Regions from separate parts of the Mus musculus genome. Here region 1 is linked to region 2. Evidence: chromatin loops called from intact Hi-C (ENCODE). Cell type or tissue: left cerebral cortex. All regions are shown on one strand.

Region 1 (8,000 bases), 66 kb after region 2:
GGGGCTCACTGGCCAAACAGGGGCTTGGTTGCTTAGTGGCTCCTGAAGTCATCGCTGATAGCTATGTTCTGGTCCTTTGAGGTGGGAGGGTAGCAGAACAGAAGAACTAAGGGTGTGCTGGGTATGGCCAGTGATCTCAGGGAGGCCATGGGAGGGGTGAGAGGAGACTCAGCAAAGTAGTCCTGGTGGATTCTAGGAGTTGTTGGATGCAGGCGTTAGGCCAGTCCCAAGGGGAGGAATGTTCTTGTCTGTGTTGCTTCTGCCATGAGAACTGCAGGTGGTGGGTTTCTGCTCAGTAGAAATGGGGTAGGATGGAACCGAAGTTGGTTTTCTCCCCATTTTAGGATCTCCACGAAGCAGTTGTTGACTGAATGAACTGTGTGAATTAAGTGATTTTTGTGAATGAATGATGAATGAATGAACGTCATTACCTATGTTGGAGTTACACTCTGAGCAAGGCCTTGTCCTGGACGCTGAGAATGTGTAAGAAAGGCCAAAGATGTTCTTACCCTTTCGGTACTCACAGTGGGGAAACAGAAATAGACTCACAATCAGTGATGATAAGTGGGTTGGTAGAGGATCATTAGGAGGGTACCCTGCCTGAGAGAGTCTGGAGGAGAGGGTCGGTCATGAGAGTTCCCTTTGTGCTTGTCTGAAGGTGGAGTGAACCCAATCTGGGGAATTGTCAGAGGCAAGGCTGAGAGGCAGAAAGCTAGGGGCTCTTAGCAGCACATAAAACCTGTGGAGGGGTCTGGATTTTGTCCTGAAGGTAATGAGAAAGCAGTTAAGAGCATTAAGCTGGAGAGTAACCTGATTAGTTTGGCGTCTCCTAAGAATCATTCAGGCTACAGTGTGCAGCCTGTAGTGGAGACAGAAGGAAATCAGTTGAGAGGCTTCTGCCGTAATCCAGATTAAAGCATGCTGGTCGCCTGGTCTGTAGTAATGATGTGGTGCAGGGGGGAGGGGAGGAGAGAGAGAGAGCATCAGCAAAGTAGTTTGCCTGCCTAAGCCACTAAGGCATTCATGGATGAATGAAGAAAGGGCCATGGGGATATTTGGATTCACGTGAGTGCCTGCAGGAGAGTGTACGGTTGTGTTATTAGTGCGTGTGTATGGAAGCAGAGGCCCCGGGTGGGCTGTGCTTGGAGAGAGATGTGCCAAGCTCCAGAAGGGCCTCCCAGATGGTCAGGGGGGTGAGGAGCTGCCCCCTCCAGGACAGATCGGAAGGACGAAGCTTTTTGAAGCAGGAAAGCACAGGCTGACAGAAATGGCAGATGGATCAGTGTGTGTGTGTGTGTGTGTGTGTGTGTGTGTGTGTGTGTGTGCTTGACTCAGTCAGGGGAAACAGTGAACTGGCCCCCAGATTCCAGAAATGCCTGACCGACCATGAGGCAGGCTATGGAGGGCAAGGGCCCTTGGGGTTAGTGTTCCTGGAAGGTTTTAGCGGCAAAGTCCTGAGGGGATCTGGGGGAAAACACATGATTGCTGAGCCTCAGTAGAGTCAGATAGTAGAGGGTGGAGACACAGTGATGGCTGCCTAGCAGGTAGATGGGCAAAAAGAGCTCCTTTTCATTGGGTGCCTGTGGGCTTACCTCATTTGCAGGCTGAGGATGGAGAAGCTCCTTGTCGAATAACTCATGCTAGGTGGGGAAACACCTTGGCATAGGCAGACCTACTCCCAGCCCCTCTGTGCCTTTAGTACCCAGCAGCCTGGATCTTGAGACTGCCTGTCCCTCAGTGCTGCCTCTTGGACCAGTCAGGATTCCTGGTTTCCTTGGTAACGGGAAGCACGTCAGCAGTCTGGGCACTCCCAGCCATCCCGGTGCTGCGGTTGCCGAGGAGACACTGCAGCCTAGCTGGGCCCTGGCAGGTGAGGGGGGTGGTGCTGGGAAGCCTCAAATCCTCCAGCTTGCTAGGGCTTAGGCCCTCAAAGGCCACCCTTTAGTTGCAAGTGCTGGATAGTCTAGCTAGGAGAAGGATCCCCGAGGGTTTGGAAGCCACACCCTGTTTATGTTGAGTCCTATAGATTCTGCAGGGCCCCAGGTGGCTGAGCTATTCCCAAGAGGCTGAGCCTCCTGGTGTTTGTAAGACTGGCTTAACTGTGGCTTTGATGTCACCACTGGAGGGTGGGGTGGAGAGTCGGGACTGGGGAGGGAAACCTGGCTAAGGAAAGAAGAGCAGAAGAGCTGGGGTCTCATGAGCTCCTCTTCCTCACCCATCTCCATCCCCCAAGGAGGTTCCTTAGTATGGTGGTCTTGGCCCCTCCCTCGAGAACTCCAGGCGGAGGAGGATCTTGCCTGGCAGACGCTCTGCCCTGGTGAGAAGGGGGCGGGATGAGCTTTTCTCTGCAGCCCAGCAGCAGGCTGTGAGCCCAGCTGGCTAGGCTAGAGGGGATGTGAGGAGGGAGGGTGGAGGCAGGAGGGGCAGGGAGTAAGCGCCATGTTCTCCCAGGACTTCTTCCTGGCTATCATCCTGCAGGACAACAGTCCAGGTGAGGGGCACCATGGGGCCGGGTGTGATATGGGGTGGGGCTAGCAAAGAGAGCAGAAGTGGCTGGCATATAGTCCGGGGACAGGAATGGATGGAGCGCTGTAGATCTAGGAGAGGAGGGGTATATATCACAGATACGGACTCTGTGTGTGTGTGTGTGTGTGTGTGTGTGTGTGTGTCTAGTATCTGCACACCGGTAGCATAGGTTGATAATATATTGTATCTGAGTGTTTCCCCACCTGCATGTGCATGTGGTACTCACATATATGTTGGGAGGTTTTGGTAATGTTGTATGTACACACCTGTTGGTAGGACTGGCATATATATATATATATATATATATACACACACACATAGCTCTACACAAGTGTGTAACTGGTGTTGCTATGTCAACTTGTGCCTGAACTCACAAGCATATCTGTATGTGATGCCTTCCAGAATTTTCTGTGCGCTGTGCAGTTTATGGCTGCACAGGTGTATGGTGGGGCTTACATATATTGTGGGTCGTGTGCACGTGGATGTGTGGAGGAGCTGGCAGTGTGTGTATCTTTTATAGCTAGACATAGGCTATGCATGATACATGAGGTGACCTGGGTCATTCTATCTCCTCTCCTCCTCCTTCCTCTCTGCTTTCTTTTTCTCTCCATGTGGCCACAGTAGGCAGCAGCAGGGCCCAGGAGGAGACCTGAGCCATGCTCCCCACTGGTGGCTCCCAATATGGTGACTCAAGTGCCAGCTCTAGAAGCAAGCAGGAACTATAATGTCGCTTCCCCAACTCCTTCTCATTCATGGGGTCTTGGGACGGGGATGGGCCATCTGATTGCTTGTTGGGTGGGCTGACCCTCACTGAACCTCCTACCTGGCAGATTCCTTCTGGAACCCCAACGCTTTCGAGACGGATTCCGATCTACCGGCTGGATGGATGAGGGTACAGGACACCTCAGGGACCTACTACTGGCACATCCCAACAGGGACCACCCAGTGGGAACCCCCAGGCCGGGCCTCCCCCTCACAGGGGAGCAGCCCCCAAGAAGAGTCCCAGGTGAGACTCAATGGCTTGTTCCATGCCAGGGGTGGAAGGGTCTGTCTTCTAGAACAGGGCGAAACTCCCACCCTACATCTGTTCCTCCTTCAGCTCACCTGGACTGGCTTTGCTCACCAAGAAGGCTTTGAGGAAGGAGAGTTTTGGAAGGTAAATGAAGGAACCAGCTTCACTCTGGGGGTGCGGGGGTGGGAGAAGGGGCTTCATTTTGGCCTGATTCTTCAATCCCTTTTCAAAGGATGAACCCAGTGAGGAGGCCCCAATGGAGTTGGGACTGAAGGACCCCGAGGAGGCGACATTGTCCTTCCCAGCTCAGAGCCTCAGGTGAGTCAGATGCAGCAGACTACGGTTAGACTGGGTCTATGTAGAACGGGTATTGGGAGAACTCTAAAAATAGAGGTGCTGTGTCAAGTGTTCCCATCTGCCTCCAGCCCAGAACCAGTTCCCCAGGAGGAAGAGAAGCTGTCCCAACGGAATGCCAACCCAGGGATCAAGGTTTGTTCAAGACCAGCACCCATTCTGTAAGCAGTCCCTTGTGTGGAGGACAGGCCTTATGCTGTGCTTTGAGGATGTCTGTGGGCTCAGCAAAGCTCCCAAACAAGGAGTTCTTCCCAGTTTCAGGCAAGGATGTGTGTATGAGCTGAACTGTCTTCTGACAGCTTCTGTACTTAACTCAGTTGGCCCAAGGGCCTCTGAGGACTCTCAAGGCTTAGATCCACAGGCATCTCTACTGACCATGTCTTGTTTGGGGACCTTACATCTAAGTTCAGACTGTCTCACACTTTCTATGTGCCAGGTCAGGAGCTCCTCTGTCCTGTGCCCCAAGGTACCTCCAGTTCCATCTCAGATCTCTACCCCGATTGTTTTCTGTGTCTGGCAGTGTTTCGCTGTGCGCTCCCTAGGCTGGGTAGAGATGACCGAGGAGGAGCTGGCCCCAGGACGCAGCAGTGTGGCAGTCAACAATTGTATCCGCCAGCTCTCCTACCACAAAAACAATCTACATGATCCGATGGCTGGGGGCTGGGGAGAGGTGAGGGCCTGAACTGGTGTGGTGGTGGTACCCTGGGAGTGTGCAGGGAATTGTGAGATATGGAGGATTTGACCAGTCTCAGGGAGGGCTGGTGGAGACATGGGAGTGGATATTGGTTTAAGGAGCATCTCTGAGGGATGGATGTGTAACCCCAGCCTGGCATCCCGAGAAATGGTTGCTTAACAGTGATGGGGATGATAAGAGTCATGGAAGAACCTTTATTAGACTAAGGCCCAAAGGTGGATGATCTGACAGCCAAGTCAGCCCTGCTTCTCCCCAGTGGTGGCCAGTGTCCCCTGAGCTGGAGAAGGCAGAGATCTGCCACCCTCCCACTAGGGCACCACTGAGTCCCACCTCCTGGGTTTGCAGGGAAAGGATCTGCTGCTCCAGCTGGAGGACGAGACTCTAAAGTTGGTGGAGCCACAGAACCAGACGCTGCTGCATGCACAGCCCATCGTCAGCATTCGTGTGTGGGGCGTTGGGCGGGACAGTGGAAGGTGGGCATGGGAGTCTCTAGGGTGGGGGAGGCTCATCCATCTAGCAGTTAGCTCTCTTGTCTAATCTGTTCTTTGGCTCTCTTGTGCTGCCGGACCCAGAGAGAGGTATTAACATCCGTCTGCTTTGACTGTGCCTCCTCCTCCTACACCTAGACTGGATGCTGTGAAGCACCAAGGCTCCCTTTCTGTGTGCCCTGTCCCTTCCCCACCCGCTGTGCTGGGCATTGTCCCCCACCTCAGCATGCTTGCCTCTCTGTCCGCCCCAGCTCCTTAAGGCAGAACCTACAGAACACCAGGGCCAAACCCTGTAGGCTGTCATGGACAGGGAGGTTGTGGGTGGGACGGTGGCCAGGCATGGCATTTGATGGTTCTAGGAGACACTGAGGTGACCCTCCCCCAACAGGGACTTTGCCTACGTAGCTCGAGATAAGCTGACCCAGATGCTCAAGTGCCACGTGTTTCGCTGTGAGGCACCTGCCAAGAACATCGCCACCAGCCTGCATGAGATCTGCTCCAAGGCACGGCCCCCTCCACTCCCTTAACTAGCTGTCACCTTTGCTCTAGAAGGGTGTGGGTAGGGCTGCTGAGTCGGTGGGTAGTGAGGTGGGGGCTTCAGGGCCAATGTAGTTCTAACAGAGCACACTCCCCCCCCATTCCTTCCTCAGATCATGTCTGAACGGCGCAATGCTCGCTGCTTGGTCAATGGACTCTCCCTAGACCACTCTAAACTCGTGGATGTCCCTTTCCAAGGTGAGTACCGCAGCCTCACAAGGCCCAGCTCAGCTTTGCTCGTTAAGGTGAGGTGACCTGAGAAGAGGCACAGGCTCTCGGGCAGGCATGGGCACGTGGAGATAGGTGCTTTACAGTACATAAGTGGACAAGCTTAGAAAGAGGCAGGGGAGAAGTGGGGGTGAGGATTTGGCTGGGAAAATGCAGAGTTCATGCACTGGTGTTGCAAGCTAGGAGAGCAGTTGAACCTCTTTTTCTCTTCACAGTGGAATTCCCAGCACCAAAGAATGAGCTGGTGCAGAAGTTCCAAGTCTATTACCTGGGAAATGTGCCAGTTGCTAAACCTGTTGGTATGTGTCCCCTTCCCTCAGGGACCCAGCCCCCTCAGTCCCGGTGCTCTGTCCCCCACCCTGGGCTTTCTTGGGTTTATTCTCCTGGATTGTCTCATCTGTGGCATCGCCTTGCCTTTCACAATTCATTCCATCTACCTCTGTGCCAACCTTGTCCAGTGTCCTGCCTGTAGCTCCAGTGAGCATGTTTCAGTGAACATCTATCACAAGACTAGTGCTGAGCTAGGCACAGAGGGAGGCTTTCTTTCCCTATCCCTGATTCCATGGGAGAGCTTTCCTGGGTTTGGGAAGCAGGTGTTTGGGTGGCTGGAGACACCAGGCATTAGCCTGGCACTGGGTTCAATACAACCATCTTCATTGTGAGCCACGAGCATCCCGAGAAGGACTCTGTAAGCATAATTAACATAGGTTTCACTATTGTAAAAGCATAGACTTTTTAATATATTATTTTATTTGTGTGTGTGTGTGTTGTATATACGTGCACATGCATGTGCCCATGCACTTTTTGCTGGCACACACATGCACACATAGTACTAGAGACCAACTCCAAATCCTCAGATGTGTAAGTCAACTATTCTACCATGAGTTATACCTCATCACTTCTTGATAGTCCTACATGTTGCCATTACAGTAATACCTGTTTATAGTGGATGAAGCAAGAGAGCACGCTTTCACAGTACCTGACTTTTTTTTATTTATTTACTTAACAATTACCTTTGAAACCTATTGTGTCAGGTCCTGTGTTGGGCCCTGGGAAACAATGGCCACAGCCTGGCTTTCGTGGAATTTATGGGAACTTACAGTAGAATAATCAGGCCAAATCAAATAAGTGTCATAATAAATCAAGTCCTTTATAGAAAGGAAGTAGCAAGATACCGAAAAAGCTCTTCATTCAGTCTAGGACGCCAGCGAAGGCTTCCTCTGAAGCCTGGCATGGTGACAGCACTGATGATCCCTGAACTTGGGAAGCAGAAACAGGTTGGCTGCAAGTAGGTGAGCTATAAGTGAGTACCTGGCCAGCTAGGGCTACAGAAAAAAAAACCAGTTTCCTTGACCCACCCCACTCTGTAAAAACAGGAAAGAAAGAAAACATAGCCTTCCTGTGAGAGTGTCATATGAACTAAGAAATATGAATAGCAGTAGATGTGTTAGAGCTAGATGAAGATCAGCCAGACCAGGAAAGAGTGACCAGGAAAGGTCACTCTCAGCTGCATAGATGGTGTGTGAGGCTCCAGAGCAGGGGACACGGTGGCACCAGGAAAGCACTAAGAGAAGGCTTAAGACAGTGATGTGGTTTTCACACGTGGGCTTTTGAGGGAACATTTGACCATACATGTATGCTTCAGGAGTCTTCTTGAGCAGATTTGAATACAGTAAAGCTTGCTTTGGCTGTACCATGAAGAAAGATGTTGAGTGGGTGCAAGAAGATGTAGGACATGCAGGAGGAGCTTGCTTTTCAAAGTAGTCGGTAATGAGAGTGTCTTAGACAACAGCAGGCTGAAAGGAGTGTAAGTCAGTAGGCTTTGGTGACTGATTGACAGTAGGGCAAGAAGCAAAGGCATTAAGGATGACTTGAGTCATTAAGGAGCACTTGGACTGCATAGCTGAGTGCCAACGGGATAGTGGTGCCTTTCTCTAAATGTAGCAGACACTGGCGAGAGGTTAGTTTTGGTTCAGTTTTAAATATGCCAAATTCAAAGTGCCTTTGGAGAAAGGATGGGAGAGTCAAGTTGGTAGCTGGGTTCATAGGTCTTGTCCGTAGCTAAGAGCAGAAATATCTGCATGAGATAGAAGTTTGGGCATCACTAGGTTGTAGAAATAGCTGATCAAAAGTATGGAGGAGGAAGCCGGGCAGTGGTGGC
Region 2 (8,000 bases):
ACCTAAGAACTCGTACTCCCCACACTCTTACCTCAGGCATCGCCAAGGGACCCTACTAACTTTGTGGCTAAGAGAGCCTTGCTAGAGGCAGTCTGGTTGTTGTAGTTTTGATGGCTGTTTCTTCTTTGGGATGGAGGGATATGAAGGGCTCTACAGCTGCAGTCAGGTAAGGAGTGTTACTCAATGCCTGTGCCTCCCTTCTGCCCTTAGGAGGAATTTGGCTATAATGCAGAGACACAAAAGCTGCTGTGCAAGAATGGGGAGACGCTGCTAGGGGCTGTGAACTTCTTTGTCTCTAGCATCAACACACTGGTCACCAAGACCATGGAAGACACACTCATGACTGTCAAACAGTATGAGGCTGCCAGGTGTGGGCCCACGGTTTGGGAAGTTGGCTGGCATGGGTGAAAATGCAAACATTAGGGGCATACAGATTCAGAAAGGAAAGGAAATATGAGTGTGGATGAAGAGGTGGAGACCAGCCTTTATCACCCCCTTCCCAGGCTGGAATATGATGCCTACCGGACAGACTTAGAAGAGCTGAGCCTAGGGCCCCGGGATGCAGGGACTCGTGGTCGACTTGAGAGTGCCCAGGCCACTTTCCAGACCCATCGGGACAAATATGAGAAGCTGCGGGGAGATGTGGCCATCAAGCTGAAGTTCCTGGAAGAAAACAAGGTGCTGCCCTACTCCCTTGGTCCTAAGTCACCTAAGTCCTAAGACACAGTACCTATCCCTTCAGACCCTTCTGATTGTTGGGTGCGGAGCTGCCCCTGGCTAGGGAGTGGGTTGTTCCCCTAGCCCCTTGAAACCTGAGCACTTTCAGTTCACCCTCCTCATCACTGGCTTCTAGTCCCAGTAGCATAACTGAAAAAAACATTGCCCCTTGGCTGGGGTTCCAGAACCCTAAACCCAGCAGATTAAGTCAGGTTTCTTTCTTCATATTGCCCCTTCTCTTTTGACTTCTTGAAAACTCCCTACCCCAAAACACTGTCAGCAGAGTCTATTTGCTCTGGACTGTGTCTGGGCTTAGGCTTGTAGCCCCTCCCTGAGGGTGCCTGAGTCTAGCCTTAGCTGACCCTGCTGGGCCCCCAGATCAAGGTGATGCACAAGCAGCTGCTGCTCTTCCACAATGCCGTGTCTGCCTACTTCGCTGGGAACCAGAAACAGCTGGAGCAGACTCTTCAGCAGTTCAACATCAAGCTGCGGCCTCCAGGAGCCGAGAAGCCTTCCTGGTTAGAGGAGCAGTGAGCAGCTCCCAGCCCAACTTGGCTATCAAGAAGGACACTGGGCGGGGCAGCCCCAGGGTGGAGGAGATTGGACATGGGATGTCCTTTGCCACTTACTTGCTGGCTTGGGCTCGTTTTTTCTGACTGGGGTCTGACACCAGTTTTGCCCACTGCTGTGGTCTGAAGAGGCCCGTAGGCCCGTAGGCCCAGAAGCTGCTGTCCTGCCCTTTATCTTCCTGGCCACTGGGCTTCATTCCCAGATCTTTTCCTTTCACTCCACAGCCAAAGGCTATGACAAAACACTCCCTGGCCAATGGCATCACTCCTCAGGCCTATCCCCAGCTCTTGGGATGTGCCCCTGACCAAAGACAGGACCTCAAAAGGTTCTGTCAGCCAATGGCAGCTCTTCTTGGGCTCCTCTGGGCCAATAGTGTTGCCTCCAGTACCCTTTGTTCCCTCCTCAATGTGTGTCCATTGCAGAGAAGGGGACTGGGACCAAAGGGGTGGGGATAATGGGGAGCTGCATTTGTGGCCCTGCATCTGAATGGGCCCTCCCCTCATCCACCCACCCAGTTGAACTGTGCTTAGAACCCCAGAAGACTGGGTTCTAGCACTAGGAATAAACCTTTCATAAAAGCAGGCCCAGTGAGGTCAATTTGTGGGGGACTAGAGGAGGGTGGATTGGTAAGAAATGCCCAGTAATCTTGCATTCAGTTCCTATGAATTCAGAAGAGCTGCAGCTAAGTTTGAGAAGCTGCCGAAGGCCTGATGCCCCTCACTTTCAGAGCCAACGCTTTATTTTTCTCTTCCCGTTAGCACCAAGGCAATCTATGTGTCTGAAGAGCATAGGGTCCAGAGGGGGTTGGGCCGGCTAACCATCATGCATTCAATCATACAGCCGATGTTTACTGAGTGCTTTTATTTGCCAGGCACTGCGTTAGGCCCTGGGGAAACATCAGTGAATAAAACGCAGTCCCTGCTCACAGTGCTTAAGGCCTAGTGGGGGATAGAGACAAGTAACCAGGCAACTACAATACAATGAGAAATGCTAGGATACAAGATGCAGTGGGAGCACCAGATAAGGGGCATCTAGCTTAGACTGAGGTAGGGATGGCGATGCCAGTTTAAAAGCTGAGATCTGAAAAGTAAGTAGCGAACAGCTGAGGAAGAAAGGCCAATGCTCATAAAGTCTGAATAAGAATTCAGTCCAGAATGAAAAATTAAGTGGGTGAGAGACAAGAGGCAGACTTGATCTTTGGAGAAATGGAACTAAGAAACCTCTTAGAGGTCTGGCAGCACGGGAGAAGCGAAGTGTAGAGAACATACTTCCTGGACTATTGGGTAGCCTAGTGACCCTTGCTTGTCACTCTAAGCATGAACCCTGCCTGAGCTCCTTCACATCCAGTGAGTAGCTACCGCAGAGATAAAGGCATTCTCACCGCACCTGCTGCAACCTGCACTGCTCTTGTTGAAGTCAAACCTTAATTGTATAAGAAATCACAAGAAAACTCCCAGCAGCACTTTAGACAGGGCTTGAGTGCGGTCAACTACAGGTCCAAAGACAACTGCAGACTTCTTCAGCATTCTGTCCCCTCTAGAGGGTGGAGAAAGGGGACCAACCCAGTCAGCAGGTTCCCACAGCACAGGGTGCACACCACTCTGACTTGACTCTTTGTCAGTGATAACTGCAATCCCCAGCCAGGCTTCTGGGGCTTTAATTAGCCTTTATGTAGTCAGCTGTCTGCCTTGATTATTAGAGGTGCTGGTTCTCTTATTAGCCCCCTACTTTATGGGCCACTGAGGATTTTTGTTGTAAGGGCATTGAATCTTCAAATGGTTGGAGACAGAACCTGAAAGCAGAGCCCAAACATGGCTCCACCATTTTCTAGCTGATTAGGATTAATGCCTGGGGAACATAAGCTCGCTCCGCTCCTTCCGTTGTAAAGCTGCTAATAAAAGCAGCTACCGATTACGGTTATGCGTATTAAATGAGATAATGTATGTAAAGTGATTAGCTCTGTCTGGCACGTAATAAACACTCAGTCCCTGTTAATGTACAGTTTTTATTGTATTGTACCTAGGCTGTTTTTCCATAATGCAATGATTCTGAGAATTGCTCTGGGTCTTTGGTGTAAGGAAGGAGTCGCGCTGGATGGTCTAAACCAAATTTCCTCAGGCGGCACCTGAGGAACCTAAAACCGAAAAGAAGTCTCCCACTTGGCCTGCAAACCCCTTCTCCTAGAGTTCTGGGTTGAGGTACAGGTGGTCCCCCTCCCTCTTGCTCAGTGGAAACCAAACTAGCAGATTTCACAGGAGCCTCCGGGAAAGCCCAGGAAGGAGCGACCAGAAGCAGCAGGAACGGACTCTCGGAGTACTAAAGCTGGTTCTAGCTGCTTTTACTTGAAGGCATCAAGTGCCACTATCAGACCTCAGCTACTCACCCTCGCCCTTAGGCCTCGTGAGCCAGAGGCAGCAGGCGAGGATCCCGGATCTAGGATCTAGGATCCGGGATCCGCTTGCCAGCTCCAAACCGCACCGCAGAGGGAGAGCCAAGAGCCGCAAGGGCGGAGGGGCTGGCGGGCGTGGTCTGAGAGGTGGGGGCGTGGTTGGGGCGGGCCTTCGGCTCCGGAGTCGCCCCCTCCCCCGACCGGTCCGCAGCCCCGCCCCGGCCCCTCCCTCCGGCCTGTGCGACGGGTCCAGCGGCAGCGGCGCCGGCGCGGGGACAGACGGAGGCGCGGGACGTGGGGCGGCGCCGCGGGCAGGGCCGGGCGGACGGGCGCTGGCAGCGGGGGCAGCGCTGCGGGCCGCTCCGAGTGGCTGCAGTCCGGGCCTTGCCCTCCCATCCTGCTCCCACGCCGTGAGTGCGCCGCGCGGGCCCCAAGGGTGCGTCTGGTCCACCTGTGTATCGGGGTGCGGGTCCTGGTGCTAGCGGCGGTGTGTGGGTCCGAGCGTCTTTGGGTGGGGGCGCGGATGCTTTTCAAAAGCTGTTCCTGTCTCTGTCCACGTGAGGCGTGTCCGTGTCTGTGAGAGCAGCGGGGGATTCTTTGGGCTGTGGCTGCTCACGTGAGGTCCGTGTTTGCGGGCTGTGTGGTGGGGGGAGGCGCGGGTGGATGGGTGATGGTTCATTTTAGGAGCGCGGGTTTTGGGAGTCTCTGTGTTGGCGGAGGGTACCGAAAGCTGCGGCCGATGGTGTTGGGGGTGGGTGGGTGGGGTTGCTGATTGGCACTCTGGAATCTTGTGGCCCCGCTCGTCCAAAGGGTTCCTTTCTCCTGAGTGCAGACTCCTCCACCCCTGCTCCCTTCTCCGTCCTCCTTAGGCACCAAGAAGCCCACCAGCCAGGATGGAGGACATCCTTCCTCCACTGCGGGCACTGCTTGCTGGACAGGAAGCTTCCTGCAGAGGCTGTGTCTTGTAGGAAAGGACCCCTCTAGTTCTCCCTTAGCCTGGGCCCTGACTGGAGGACTCCTGTCCCCTCCCTGGTTTCCACCTCCTTCCCCCTGCACTTGGTTTCAGAACCTGGGCCACAAATCTGCAGGGACAGATGGTTGCAGGTTGGAAGGGCAGGCTGCACCCCAGGGAGGTCATTCTGACTTCAAAAAAAAAAAAAAAAAAAAAAAAAAAGGCAGGCCCTGTGCATGTTCCTGGTGTGGGAGTCCTATGCGGACCGCTAAAACCCAGGACTTGCTCCAGAGGGAAGATCTGAGATTCCAGGGTGGATGCAGTGATTATCCAGGTCTCCAGACATACTGTGCAGCGTATCAGTGCCTATCTCCTAGGCAGGGGTCTGGTTTGCTGCAGAATGGGAATGTGAGCGGCAGGCCTGACAGGTGCCCTGCCTCTCTCGGCTTGGATGCCTCCAGTGATATTACCTCTTAACTGCTTAGACTGTGGGAAGCTACCTTGTGTTATAGAGGTCTCTCTCCTTGGAATTTTGTTCCTTTGTCTTGTCTCTGCTTTTGATTTTGCTTCTCTTTGCTGAGAGGAACCTGCAGAGTTTAAACATAACTCTTCTGTCACCAGCATCTATTGAGTACTTTCTATATGGTAGTTACCAGCTCAACTGCTTAGGGGACAGTGGCATTTCTGCTCATGGAACTTGAGAAAAAAAAGAACCATAGGTGGGATAGTATCGCCTTTGTTCAGAAGATATGTGATTGCTATAGAGGAGAGTCCTGAGAGTGAATGCCAAGGTGACAATCTCAGAAAACATTTATTTTGGAAAGCAAGAGGAGGGGTCGCCTGTGAGCACTCTCTAACATGCCTAACCATGTGATGGAAGTTAGCAGTCAAATCATCAAAGTAGTTTGTATTAGGATCTAGTCATGGCACATTGCAGTCTGAAGGAGCCTTGATTTTTGAAAACAAGACCATCCTCTTCCTCCCATTTTACAAATATGGGTATGGGGTAAAAAGTTGCTTAGATATTATCTTGTGTGGTAGAGTTAGTGACAGGACTAGATCCTAAATTTCATGGCTTAAAGAAATACGTTTTGAATTAAAATGGAATTACATCACTTTGCCTCCCCCCTTCCCTCCCTCCAGCCTCTCCCAGTTATGCTCCTACTAACCCTTCCCATGCTCACCTTTAAGTTGATGGCCTCGTTTTCTTTGATTATTATTGTCAATATGTGTGTGTGTGAATGCATGCACAAGTGTAGAGTCATGGAGACCCCAGCCCTAATGGATACATCTCTTGACTTTTTAAACTTGAGCAAATTGTTTGCATCAAGGTTACATCAACCTTGTATGCGGAGGTGAGAGAAAAGTCCAAGTTGAGATGACTTGGGTTCTGGCTGATGAGGCCCGGGGATGGCTGCATCTTTTATAGAGAGGAGAGGCAGAGCAGGAGGAGAAGGTCAGGAGGAAGGGAGTTTAGTTTGGAACTATTCCTGTTCATCATCCAGGCTAAGATGTCTTGAAGGGCAATTAGATGTATATGTCTTGAGTTCAAAGGAGCCTTTCAGCATAAGGCTTTGGAGCTTGTTAGAATGGAGTAAGAATTAAGACTGTGGCAAATAATGAGATTACCCAGGCAGAGTATGTAAACAGAGAAGAGACCCTGAAACAAAACCCTATGAACTAAACATGTAAGAAATGGGCAGTGTGGGGGCGGGGGCACGAGTGAGGGACTTAGATCGTGAAACCATGGAACTCAGTCTGTTTGCAAATGTTTCATATTTCTGTTCTTTCATGAAGTTTTCCCAAGGTACCTATCAAACTCAGGATCCAGTTCAAACATCTCTTCCTTGTTTTCATTCTCCACCAAGTTAGAATCATCCTGCTATAGCATTTTGAACATGTCAGTCTCATGGTCCTTATCACCTTGTCATTATGTATGTGCGTGTCAGTGTCCCACAGGTAACAAAGTAGGGAGCCACTTGATCCAACTTTGTGTGTCTGGTTCCTAGATGAAGGGCTTGCTGTAGAGTGTGTCCAGGGACATTTCTTGTACCTACTCTGTCAGGCATTAGTGGGGAGGATTAGTAATATGAATTTCATCACTTCCCTCCTCTGGGAAGGGAAGGGTTGCTCAGGACCTAGGGCTTTCCCCCATCCATTGTTTCTTCTCCTTTGGAGAAAGCCCAAAGGCTACAACCTACAGACATTTGTTATTTTTCTGAGCCTCAAATGATCAAATATACCTGGAGGCTGGTGAGTAGGAGTGTATCTTTTTAGTAGGTGAGCCTTGCTGACTCCCTACACCCATACACACCTCAACAAAATACCTGTGGCCACCTCCAGATCACAGCTGTGTAAATCTTGCACAGTGAAAATGTGTGACTGGAGGAGAACATGGGGGGTGGGGGGCTTGGATGCTTGAGAATCTGGAAAAACTGAAGAGCTTTGAAGCAGATCCCTCCCCTCCTCATCCCCCCCATGTCCAGCATCTCCCCCCCCCCGCCCCCATGTCCAGCATCTCTCCCCCCCCCCCCCGCCCCCATGTCCAGCATCTCATTCATTCAGCACTAGCTGTCTTAATCTGTTCAAAATCCACTTAACTCTGAGTCCGACTTCTCCAGATCCCAGAAACTACACTTCTTGAGGCTAGAGCGGTTTCTCTGTGGTCTTTAAATCGCAGATTCTCTTCTATTTCACAGTGACAATCACTGCCTTGATAGTAAAGCTCTCTTCTCCCTTGGCCTCTAGATATCTTTGCTTCCTCTCTGCCATTCCTGCCATTCCTGTCTCTGATACCTTCTCAACCTTCTCTGCAGACTTGGCGTTCTGTGCCTTTATCTTAAATGTTGCTGCTCCCTGGGGCTGAGTTGCAGGCTCTACCCTGGTGTCATCCACTTCACTGTGGCTTCAGAAATATTTCTCTACCGAAGGCATCTAGATCCATGTCTTCTCTTTCCAATACTTGGGGGTTGCCTTTCTAACCAACAGCTGGGCTGTTTCACTTCTGCTGTGTGCTGTGGGCACCGTGGAGTCATTGCGGTCCACAATGGACTTGTTATCTAAACTCTTCCAGTTTCTAAGCTAGAAACTAGTAACTCTTTCTAATCCCTTCTCCTACCCTGTCTCTTCATATGAAACCAACCAGTTACCAGGTTCTGCCTATGAAAATTATTTTGGTCTACCCTAGCAACCAATCACTCTCCTCAGGCTGGTTTCTTAAACTTCCACTCTTGACCTGTGTATTTCCACACACAATCAAAAATCTATTTTTGTCATTCTGGGCTTAACCCCCACCCACCAACTACCACCAAACTTTTCCTTTGCACTTTGGATAAAGCCTTAATCCCCTAACAGGGAAGGGGGTAAAGTCCT

Evidence for each region. Peaks named below come from ENCODE experiments on the same cell type or tissue, not always from the same donor. Only the 100,000 strongest peaks of a DNase experiment are listed, where the experiment ranks them.
Region 1: it touches region 2 in a loop (4-fold over the local background); 15 of 42 quality-filtered maps call a loop at or near these places.

Annotation. Positions count from the first base shown.
Region 1 is chr7:105,563,110-105,571,109 of GRCm38, reverse strand. Apbb1 (amyloid beta (A4) precursor protein-binding, family B, member 1) reads left to right here. Exons shown (of 15, transcript NM_001253885.1): 3 at 3,357-3,532; 4 at 3,626-3,682; 5 at 3,771-3,856; 6 at 3,964-4,027; 7 at 4,413-4,562; 8 at 4,932-5,059; 9 at 5,159-5,164; 10 at 5,463-5,577; 11 at 5,725-5,809; 12 at 6,055-6,138. Among named protein-coding and RNA genes, the nearest start is that of Gm39063, 13 kb to the right of the region's middle. In left cerebral cortex, no CTCF peak of the experiment used is centred here; DNase peaks (open chromatin) are centred at 5,116, 5,480, 7,080, 7,561 and 4 more places; H3K4me3 peaks cover 3,627 bases; H3K27ac peaks cover 7,536 bases.
Region 2 is chr7:105,629,489-105,637,488 of GRCm38, reverse strand. It overlaps Trim3 (tripartite motif-containing 3), which reads left to right and starts at 3,918. Exons shown (of 12, transcript NM_001285870.1): 1 at 3,918-4,112. Arfip2 (ADP-ribosylation factor interacting protein 2) reads left to right here. Exons shown (of 8, transcript NM_029802.4): 6 at 211-368; 7 at 504-678; 8 at 1,096-3,288. The coding sequence ends at 1,251. In left cerebral cortex, no CTCF peak of the experiment used is centred here; DNase peaks (open chromatin) are centred at 3,836, 4,187, 4,564 and 4,987; H3K4me3 peaks cover 2,801 bases; H3K27ac peaks cover 1,999 bases.